2 separate regions of the Mus musculus genome follow, and region 2 is linked to region 1. A link is a loop called in an ENCODE intact Hi-C map of the cell type or tissue named here. Cell type or tissue: gastrocnemius. All regions are shown on one strand. Links, peaks and the distances in the headings refer to the core of each region. The heading gives the core; the rest is flanking DNA.

The links. A loop is a pair of places that touch in the nucleus more often than their neighbours do. Peaks named below come from ENCODE experiments on the same cell type or tissue, not always from the same donor. Only the 100,000 strongest peaks of a DNase experiment are listed, where the experiment ranks them.
Region 2: it touches region 1 in a loop (6-fold over the local background); 7 of 42 quality-filtered maps call a loop at or near these places.

The regions. Positions count from the first base shown.
Region 1 is chr16:94,615,790-94,621,183 of GRCm38, reverse strand. All of the region lies in intron 2 of Dyrk1a (dual-specificity tyrosine-(Y)-phosphorylation regulated kinase 1a), which reads right to left. Among named protein-coding and RNA genes, the nearest start is that of Dyrk1a, 48 kb to the right of the region's middle. In gastrocnemius, for the core only: CTCF peaks have their summits at 2,462 (motif pointing right) and 3,891 (motif pointing right); a DNase peak (open chromatin) is centred at 2,481; H3K27ac peaks cover 3,570 bases.
Region 2 is chr16:94,464,778-94,470,171 of GRCm38, reverse strand. Ttc3 (tetratricopeptide repeat domain 3) reads right to left here. Exons shown (of 46, transcript NM_009441.2): 45 at 3,177-3,269; 46 at 951-2,246. The coding sequence ends at 2,172. Among named protein-coding and RNA genes, the nearest start is that of Gm31323, 9.4 kb to the left of the region's middle. In gastrocnemius, for the core only: no CTCF peak of the experiment used is centred there; DNase peaks (open chromatin) are centred at 2,294 and 2,564; H3K27ac peaks cover 3,309 bases.

The DNA of each region.
Region 1 (5,394 bases), core at 164-5,163:
GCTGGCTGACTAAACAAATGTAAAAACATAGTTTTAGCAGTCAAAATGATTAAACCTGCAGCTACCAAAATAATATTAGCTATTCTCAAAGAAATAACCATAACAAGATTAGCAATTCTCCTGCCCCCCACCCCACACTGAATTCTGACAAAGACCTTGTTGCGAGAATCCCCGACATCCCCCTGACGTTAATAGCTGTGACGTTAATAGCTGTGACGTTAATAGCTGTGACGTTAATAGCTGTGACGTTAATAGCTGATTCATAAGTTCAAAATGTACTATTACTTTGCTGACCAAATCATAATAACCCACGTTGGGGGCAAGCAAAGTGAGGGACTAGGCCAAAGGGTTACTGAGTCACTATACAAACCAACCAATGCCTGAAAGGGTTACTTGCTACACCAATGAGAACCTTGTTGCTCAAATCTGCCCCTTACAAAGGTATAAAAAGTGTGTTCTTTCTCTGTTTTGGGTCTCTCCTCTGGCCTGTGTGATGAAAGAGGAGTCCCCAACATGTTGGATCAATAAAAATCCTCATGCATTTTGCAGCAATGGCGGCGGTCTCTGTGATCCTGTGAGTAAGGGTCTTTTGATAAACTCCAACAGTGCCTCATTCTGGACTGTTTCCTTTTGTGCACTGAACTTCTTCCCCTTGTAGATGTCTTTTCCACATGTCTTACACCTCATGTTGAAGGGGGCCATCAGCCATACCACATACTGCCGGTCCTTGGGTAACTTGAGTTTTGGGATCTTTGATGGGTCAAAGTCAGGTGGGTAGTATTTAAAACTTTCTGTTCCGACATCTCTGCTTCCTGTTCAACAAACAAGTGAAGAAGCTGTTCTCTTAGTCCTCGCAGAGTTTCTCTGATTACGGTAATTCTGCTTAGTCTGTAGTCCAACGAATAATGGGCAGCTGTGGATAGGAAGTCCAATCGTCTACCAGTTACTCAGTCCCTCAAGGCTACTTGTTTCAGCTGGTAGATTCCAACAGATGTGCTGGCAAGTAAATGCAAGCAGAAGAATTCTTGAGTGAATCTTCCTTCTTCCAATGACCTCATGTAGGTCTCCAGCAAAAGGTGTGGCCCAGGTTAAAGGTGTGTACCACCATGCCTGGATCTGTGACTTGCTTTGTCCCAGATGACCTTGAACTCAGAGATCTCCTTGCCTTAGTCTTCTGGGATTCATAGCCACTGTGCCTCAAGATCTCCGTGCCAAGATCCAGGTCAGAAGCTTCTATCTCCCAGCCTCAAGATCAGGATCACAGGTGAGCCTTCCAATTCTGGATTGCAGTTCATTCTGGATGTACTCAAGTTGACAACCAGGAATAGCCACTATACCCCCTGATACACAGGCAAAACTGTTCCACTTCAGGAAATATCCTTGCATTATTCTTGTTGCTGTATGATGAAACTTCTCTGCCTTTCTTCAGTAACTATTACTTTCTCTGGAATGTTTAGGGTATATACTTTGAAATTTAGTTTTGTTGAGTTGTAACATTTTTCTGCATGCAATTAACTACCTGCTTATCTAAAGAAATTTTCATTCTAAAGTTCAAACCTCTTTTTTGCACCATTTATTTATTCGAGGCAGGGACTTTTTCATCTGTTTCCCTGACACAGGGTACCGTGCATCCCAGGTTGGCTGAGGATGACAGGCTTCTGGCCCTCTGCTCTTCTTGCCTGCTCCTCCAAGTGCTCCAGCACAGCTCGGCTGGCCTGCTGGGCACAGCGCAGCGCAGCCTCACTCACAATGAGCAGTCACTCTGTCAACTCACCTAAACCTCCAGCACCTAGGTGGGGGTTTTCCCTCTTTTCTTTCCTCCATCAATCCTACAGATTCTCTGGGCTTTCTCTAAGACATCAGGTCAGCAGGCATTTTTTTCTGCTGTGTTTTTTTTAACTATCTACGTAATGCTCTGTTATTCAGTTTTTCCTTTTTAAACGGTTTTAAAGATTATTTTTATTTTATTTTATATATATGAGTGTTTTGTCTGCATGTATGTATGTATGTATGTATACCATGTATGTGCCTGATGTCCATGTAGGTTCTGGAATTACAGTTAAAGTGATTGTGAGCTGTCGTGTGGGTGTTGTGGGCTGCAGCCAATTCATTATGTGCTCTTAAGCACTAAGCATCTCTGCAGTCAGCATGACAGCTAGCATCGATAAATCCAGCACTTCACATACCAAGGCTGAAGATTTGGGGTTCCAAGCCATCCTGAGCTTGGATGCAATCAAAAACCTACGTCAAAATAACAATAACAACAACAACAACAACAAAAGCAGCAGCAACAAAGGTGGCAGTGCCGACGCTGACCTCTACACCAGTGAGGAATCTGCATACTTGTCTGATAATCTTTGCGAAAACGGTAAATCTATACAGCGTTATATAAAATGTACTGCTATGAGGGAACAGCGAGATGGCTCAGTGAGTGCAAACCATCTGAGTTTGATCCCTGCATCCCACAAGGTGGCAGTAGAGAACCTACTCCTGACCGCTGTCCTCTGACCTCCACACAGCAGACGTAAAACACTCCCGGGAGGCTGGGATTCTGTCCTCAGGAAGCATTCTCTCTCTCTCCTGTTCTCAGGAAGGAGGTCAAAATATAGATTAAAATAAATAAGATCTCCTGTATTTTCATCTTCCCCAATTTTCCTTTCTTTTGTCCAAGATGATTCCACAACTGCTCAATTGGAGTCTATTTACAATAGTCTCTGCTTTGGCCAGAAAGGCAGCTTTAACTGGTTTTGGGAATCAGGAAACGCATACACACTTTGTTGGCTTCTCTGATATTCTCAGACTCGCATGATATGCTTCTGTGGGAGTCTTTGCTGGTAAACTTGGAACTCTTGGGATTCTTATTAAGCCCACTGTGCTTCCTTTCTTCTGCACAAACCCTGATACCACACCACTGTGATAGTTACTACATTGCTCCTACCCACTTCTCTCTACTGTTTTCCACCAAGTATCGTAGATGCGTTTATGGCATTGGAGGTTTTACCCATCTAGGTGTTTTCTGCCCACTTTTAGAGGAAAAAGGAAGTACCTATGTTAAGCTGTAACTCTGTAGAACCCTCACAGTATTTTGTATGTGTATGTGCATATTCATGTGTGTCTGGTGCCTACCAAGGCCAGATGAAGTGCCAGATCCACTAGAACTGGAGCTCTGGGTGGGAATCACACCAGTGCCTTCTCAAAGAGCGGACTCACTTCGCCAGGCCCTCACTCTCTTAGGTGTACAATGGGCTGGTCGGTATTTGTCAACTTGATACAACCAGACATATCTGAGAAGAGGGGATGCTAATATAGAAAATGCCTCTGTAAGACTGGTCTAAAAGACCAATCTGTGGAGTACTGTCTTGATTACTGACTGAAGGAGGGGGACCTAGCCCACTGTGGGTGGGGCCACCCCTAGGGAGGTCATCCTGGATGGCTTAAGAAAGCAAACTAAACAAGTACAGCAGCAAGCACATTTCACCACTGCTTCTGCTTCAGGTGGTTCCTGACTTCCTTCATTGATAGACTACGATGTGAAACTGTAAGCTAAAATAAGCTCATTCCTCCCCAAGCTCCTTTTGGTCATCATATTTTATCACAAAAAAAAGAAGACACCTAACTAGACAGACATTTACAAATTGGCCTTAAAATAAAAATAAAACGCTATAAGGACCAGTAAAATGGAATTTCCCCAAAACCCACACTGTAGTGAAGAACTGGCTAAGGCACGTGATCTTCTGACGTCCACGGGCACACTGTGGCAGAAGAGCATACCCACACATAGATAACGTCATTTTAAACATGTAATGAAAGTAAACATCTGCTTTTTTCTAAATTTAGTAGAGGTCTTACTACGTGTCTGTGTTCAGATATTTTTAAAGATTTATTTATTATATGTAAGTACACTGTAGCTGTCTTCAGACACACCAGAAGAGGGCGTCAGATCTCATTACAGATGGTTGTGAGCCACCATGTGGTTGCTGGGATTTGAACTCAGGACCTTTGGAAGAGCAGTCAGAGCTCTTAACCACTGATCCATATCTCCAGCCCTCATATTTTTATTTTATACTATATTTCATAAAAAACTTTATACTGTGTATGCACATGACACAATCAGCATTGCTTCTGCTTAGAAAATAAAAGCTAAAATCACAAAACAAGACCTGAAAAGAAATGGCAAATAATGAGGACCAGACCCTGAAGAGTGCATGCAGCAGACCATGAGAGCGGCTTGTGCATGAACTCTGGTAAGATGGCAGCTCTCCTGGAGACCCTGCAGACACACGTGGAGCAAAGGGTTCTAAGCACAGCCCTGGCCTGTAACGCAGGAAAAGGAGCCGCCATGACTTTTCACCTTCTGTGTATCTGAAACAGCTGAGCAGACGCTGCACCTCATGCTCCAGACAGTGCTCTCCCTGCCAACCCGATACAGCACTCCCTGCAACAACACTGCCACCAGAGACCCCAGGAAAGCCTAATGCTGGAAAGTGAGAGCTTATGTGACTTACATTAGTGAGAGCTTTAGAGTGTTCCAAATCACATGACCTGAGCTACATGCTCTTCAATACCTGTTAGTCATTTGTAAAACTGAGAATATTAATTTAAAAAACAGCTGGAGGCTGCAGAGTTAGCTCAGTGGTTAAGAACACTTGTTTTTCTTGCACAGGGCCCAGATTTGATTCCCAGCACCCAAATAGTGGTTCACAACCACCTGTAACTCCAGTCCCAGGGGATCCAATGTCCTCTTCTGTCCTCTGAACTGACCAGGCATACAGATGGTACAGAGGCACACATGCAGGCAGAACACTCATACATATGAAATAAATCTAAAGAACAGCTAAGCATGGTGACAAATATGTAATTCCGGAACTCCAAAGGCAGAGGCAGGGGAGGGGTGGGAAGGGGATGTCTGTGAGTACTAGACCAATCCTGGTCTACAAATGACGTTCCAGATGGCTAGGGCTATATAACAAAACAACCCTGACCCAAAAAGGTGGGGTAGGGGGAAACTGTGAATAAGCAATATCGAACTTAAACTAGGAAATGCACATGATAAATAAAAAAGGTTCAAAGAAGCACATGCCACAACTAATCCATCCCTAAGACCATTTAAGTTATTTCCAAGTAATCTAGACCTACCCACGTGACAAAGTTGGTGAGATTTGGTTTGTCTGCTATGTATTGTAATGCTAAATTCTATACCCAAAGATCTAGGCTTGCGAGGGAGTTCTCATGCTTACAATTTTTTGTTTTGATTTAAAACTATTAGTTAAATAAAATTGGCCATAGCCAATTACTGGGGTTACTAGAGGTAGGTGAGTTTGGAGTGACCTGGCGGGGGGGAGAGAGAGGAAGGAGGAGGAGGGAAAAGGACAGGGTAGAAGGAGGAAGCCGCCA
Region 2 (5,394 bases), core at 137-5,136, 150 kb after region 1:
AGTTTAAAATTGTGCTCACTTTTCACTATAGCTGTCATGGAGCTGGGTGGAATGATGATTAGTGAAATGATGAATAGGGGCGGTGTCCCACCATGAGGTTAGGAATTAAGGGTGGAGGACTGCCAGTATCCTTAGCCTATTGTGAGGAGATGATGAACAGGGGCGGGGTCCCACTGTGAGGTCAGGAATTAAGAATGGAGGACTGCCAGTGTCCTCGGCCTTCCGTGAGGAGCATTTGCACCTTGTCTATTCCTCAAGGTTTTGAGAACTCAGTGCTGTTATGGAGTCTGACTTGGTGGTGGCAGCGGTGGTGGCAACAGCAGCAGCAGCAGTGGCAGCTCAGGAGGAGGTCACATCCCCAGAGGGTGATGCGTCCCAAGTATCAGTACAGTGCCATCAACAGTTGTGAAAGCAACCTTATATGAAGACACTCCAAAGACCGTGTCTGACAACTTTCCTTTAGGACAGGCCCAGTTGGTAACATTAGCCTGTCTATACCTAGTAAAATGTATTAATAGACCGTGCTTCCTTTATTAGTGCTTAGCATACCCAAAAGAGCCTTTAAAAAGGCACTATCAATCAGCTTCAGCAGTCCACGAACACAAGCGCCTCAGAAACAAACCCGCAAGAAATCAAGTTATCCTCAGCATGTTTGCATGTGCCCACATGAACGGGAGAATCGAGTCTGTGATTTCTGCATGAACATCCTAGTCACCGATTTAAACAGTCAGCCTTGGGAACTCGGGCTTGGCGAGCAGTATCTAGGCACAAAGGGATGTTTTAATCCAGCCTCTAAAATAACCCCAAGATCCTTGGTTAAGATCATCAGGTGCAACTTGCCTGTTCTTCCCAAATAAAGTCAGTTTCTCAATGTTTGACAGAACAGGACCCTGAACTCCCACGCAGAATGCAATTCTAAAGGACCTGGGCAAGGACGACAGTGAACGGCTGACCTTTTATAATGTTCTTTATTGACAGTTACTGGACAAGTGTAAGGCATGTTCACAGGCTCTGACACGAAGCACAGCTCTCTGTCTCAACAGCTACTCTTCTTTGTACCCGACAGATACTATAAGCTGCTGTGTGTACTCAGGCATGTACTGCACTCCACTGTTACAGCATGGACACCATGTTTCAGGGACACCACAGACAATGTCTCAGAATAAGGAGTGAGCTACATACTAAGTCACTAAGACACCACAACTCACACAGACACGGGTGGAAGGTGACGGCATCTCCAGGGCAGCAGAGAACACGCTGGAAAAGTTTTTTGTTTGTTTCTTTGTGTTTGAGAGAAATGTAATGTATTCAAGGTTCACATGTCTGTATTTGCCACTGCCTACAGGTCACTAAAAATACCTAGTTTTTGAATAGTTTCTAATACAGTTAGCTTGTTTTCAGGCCACATTACAAGATTGCATGCATTACTTTACACAAAAGTCAAACAGAACAATGTTAACACCAACACATCAGGACTGTGGTACATTTCTCTTCTGGTGGAAGGATAAGGAAGGAGGGTGAGGGTGGCTGCCCTGCGCTGGGCACTATGTCCTGTTTTCAGCACTAGCCAGCTGTGCACTTCCAAGCACTGCTGACTCATGAGACTTACATGGTAACCTTAGTGTAAGTGCCAAGTGTGGGACTCCTGTGAGCAGACAGCATCTTCCCAGGGTAAAAAAAAAAAATAGCCAATACTAATTTAAAAAGTATTTTATAATTGATTACCAAAATGTAGATTAATTGAATCATAAGCACTTTAAAAATTTATGACGGGGATGCTACAGTGCCACATGAGGAACTGAGGAGGCTGAGAGCCTTTACAATCTCAGCACTGCTTTGAGGAGCTCAGCAGTTCTTTCCAAAGAACCTGCTCATCTCAGAGTATCCTGCAGCAGCCACGACAGTGCAGGACCATGGTGACAGCATTGCAGACACACATGGCTGTCACCTGCCTGGAACCTGGGACAGACTGCAATTCAGATTTCCATTTGTTAGCTTTGTGATGCACAGTGTGAGAGCTTCCATGTTTGCTGTTTTTACACTGGTAACAGGACACTGTTGTTCTTTAACTCATGAAGTGCATGGTGCATTAGTGAGGAGTGACTACCTACAGCAACAGGAAGGAGGTTCCCATCTTCTCCTGGGCTGGGTCTGTGACGATGGTGCAACAGTTACTCTTCTGACAGCAGGTCACTGCTGCCACAGGTGGGGCACGTGCTCTGCCCTTTCAGCCACTGCTTAAAGCACTGCAAGTGAGAAAGCAAAGTCAGCTGGTGCCCTCAGGACCACGTGGGCCTCGGCTCTCTCAGATCACTGGACTCTGGCAGGGATACATATGGCTCATGTTACCTCCAAGTCTGGTGCTGCCCATACTTAAGCCATCAATGTCTGCTCAGGGCAGTGCCCCAGAACTAGATTCATGACCTCATGAAGGGCCTTGTCCTCCTTACACCCTGGCCTCCGTCTAAGCTCTTCTACCTTCACTCATTTGTACAAGCTGTCAGTTTTGTGGCCACAAAATCACCCAATGCTGCTCCTCACAAGCCTCTGTGCCACATTCCATGTTGCTGCTCCTGGCTGCCAGACTGCTGTCACATGGCCGGCCAGGCACAGAAAGCCAGAAGGCCCAAGCATTGGTGCCATATCCGAAGGAGGCTCTGCAAGCGTTTCAATTCCTTCTGGCAAGTACTTTACGTCTAACCTGATCTGTCCCAACCCAGCAGTGCCAAAATACAGAGACGATCAGTCCTGGAAGGACTTGGACCAAACGCCTAGACAGAAGCTACCTTTAGCATGTGAACTCAGCTCCATACAATACACCAAGCAGATACTGGGTACAATTTATTTATTTAGTCATATAAGACCTTGAAGTCATGAAGTCCTTTCAAGGAATTAATTCTTTGAGTCTCATAGCCAATACAGCTATGCCTATTATATACCTGTAATTCTCTGCCCCTGGCATGATGGGCAGAAACAGTCATCCACAGAGCTAGACACCCTGCCCTGAGAACCCTATCCACTTCCCAAACAAAACATCTATGTTTACAGTCACATGAACACATGTGGAGATTTATAAACTAAAAACGTTTTTGTAAACACAAATATAGACTCCTAGAAAAAATTCCATTTTTATTTTCAAAATGCTTGCTATAAAGGTAGTCAAAGATAATTCTTACCCCTTTGTGAAACTTGTGCCCACATTTTAGCACACGCATGTTTTTTGACTTGAATATTTCATGGCATATCTCACAGGAATTTCCATCTGGTGCCTGTGGAAACAAACATGTTTAAATAATAAACTAACTTTATGATATGAGCGCTCATGGCCTACATATATTTTTGCCACAAAGGGTGGCAGACTGTTTTTGCTTTGTGCTTGAACAGAGTGAGGAACAGCTTATTTTAAAATAGTTTCTAAGAAAAAAAGCAGAAAAATAACAAATAAGAAGCGAACACATGCCTGGCGTGGTGGCGCACACCTTTAATCCCAGCACTCCGGGGGGCAGAGGCAGGCGGATTTCTAAGTTCGAGGCCAGCCTGGTCTACAAAGTGAGTTCCAGGACAGCCAGGGCTATACAGAGAAACCCTGTCTCAAAAAAAAAAAAAAAAAAAAGAAAAGAAGCGAACACACCATTATTCCCAGCACCTGGGAGGCAGAGGCAGGAGGATCTCTGAGAGTTTGAGAGCAGCCTAATCTACATAGCAAACTCCAGGACCACATAGAGAGATCATGTTCCAAAACATGACCTTCCCCAAAACAAATATAAAGTTCTAATTTTCTCAGAGGGAACCGTTTCAACAGCTAACAGTGCCTGTAATAACCATCTCCCATCCCATAGTTAAAATGTGGGAGTAAAAATAGATTAGTGTTACAAATCAGTCAGGACTTGAATATAACATATCCACATATGACGTACTATCTGTAGTGGGTTAAATACGCTTGGCCTACAGAGAGGCACTTCCAGGAGGTGTGTCACTGTGGGTGGACTTCGAGGCTCCTATGATCAGGCTCCGCCCTATGTGGAATGTGAGTCTTCTCCTGGATGCCTTCAGACCAAGTTGTTTAACTCTTCAGCTGCTCTTGCACCAGGCCTGCCTGCATGCCACCCTGCTTCCTGCCACAGTGATAATGCACTGAAACTCTGAAACTGTATGCCAGCTCCAATGAAATGTTTGCCCTTGTAAGAACTGCCTTGGCCATGCTGTCTCTTCACAGCAATGAGACCCTAAGACACTGTCTTATGGCCAATTATAATATTTGAAGTTGATAAATGATGACACAGAAAGTAGGTCTATACAGACCACTGGGTAAATACAGATAGTGGCAGTATTTATTATGTAATTATTTTTTAAAAATAATTAAAGAGACTATATATCTACAGATGTACCTAGAAACGATTCTGATATATAAAGTATTAATAGGGTTACCCCTGGCTAGGATAGGTTTACTTTTTTTCTGAGGTTTCTCTAAGCATGGATTATTAGTACAAATCAAAACAGAGCATACTGGTGGCTCACCTGGGAAATGCAATAAAGAGATTGTGCAGCACTGCACATGGAAACCAACAGGTCTCTGGCCTCCTGTGTTGAGTCCGGTGAGCACACAAAGTTTTCTGTAGGCAGCGTCTGTGGCTCATACATAGCACTTGCCCTACTACAGTGGACACTAAGTTCTACTTTTCATCATAGTTTCAAGCATCTCAGAAGCAAGAGTCTTGTTTATATAGGACTTTAGCAACAAATAAGAACTATGGCCCCAAACTGACCCAGAAACACCTGCAGGTGACTGACCAGGGCTAAGCTGCAGCGCTGTGGAGTTCTGCTGTCTTTCCTGAGGTGTGAACAGGGCCCAGGCAGATACAGGGCAGGAGCTACAGTGAGGGTTCACTCTGTTCTACTGCAGCACTCAGAGTCAGGGAAGACATGGAGGCATGAGCCCTAAGATGTGGAGTAAGGTCTGAAGACCTGGAAACCTTACAGTTAACCTGACTCCCAGTGTAGAAAGATACGTAGTTCTAAGTATAAACAAATCCGAAATTCCTCTCACCCACCCACACCAAGGATATAAGAATTAAGACCAAAGTGCTCATCTTAAAAAAAAAAAAAAAAAAAAAAGCACAAAACAAACAAACAAACAAACTACTTGTTTTTACCTATGGCGTGCATTAGATCCCCTGGAAGTGGGAGTTACAGGTGGGCAGCACCATCAGCTCACCGTGCTGGGAAGAAGTCAGGTCTTCTGCAACACCAGTGTGTGCTTTTAACCACTGAGTTGCCCTCCAGGCCCTGACACAATCACTTTTACCGAGACTAACCCATACATTTGATCAGGTTTAGTAAAAACAATGTGGCAATTCTGGTTAAGGGTAGTTCTTCAGGTTTATTTTTGAGACA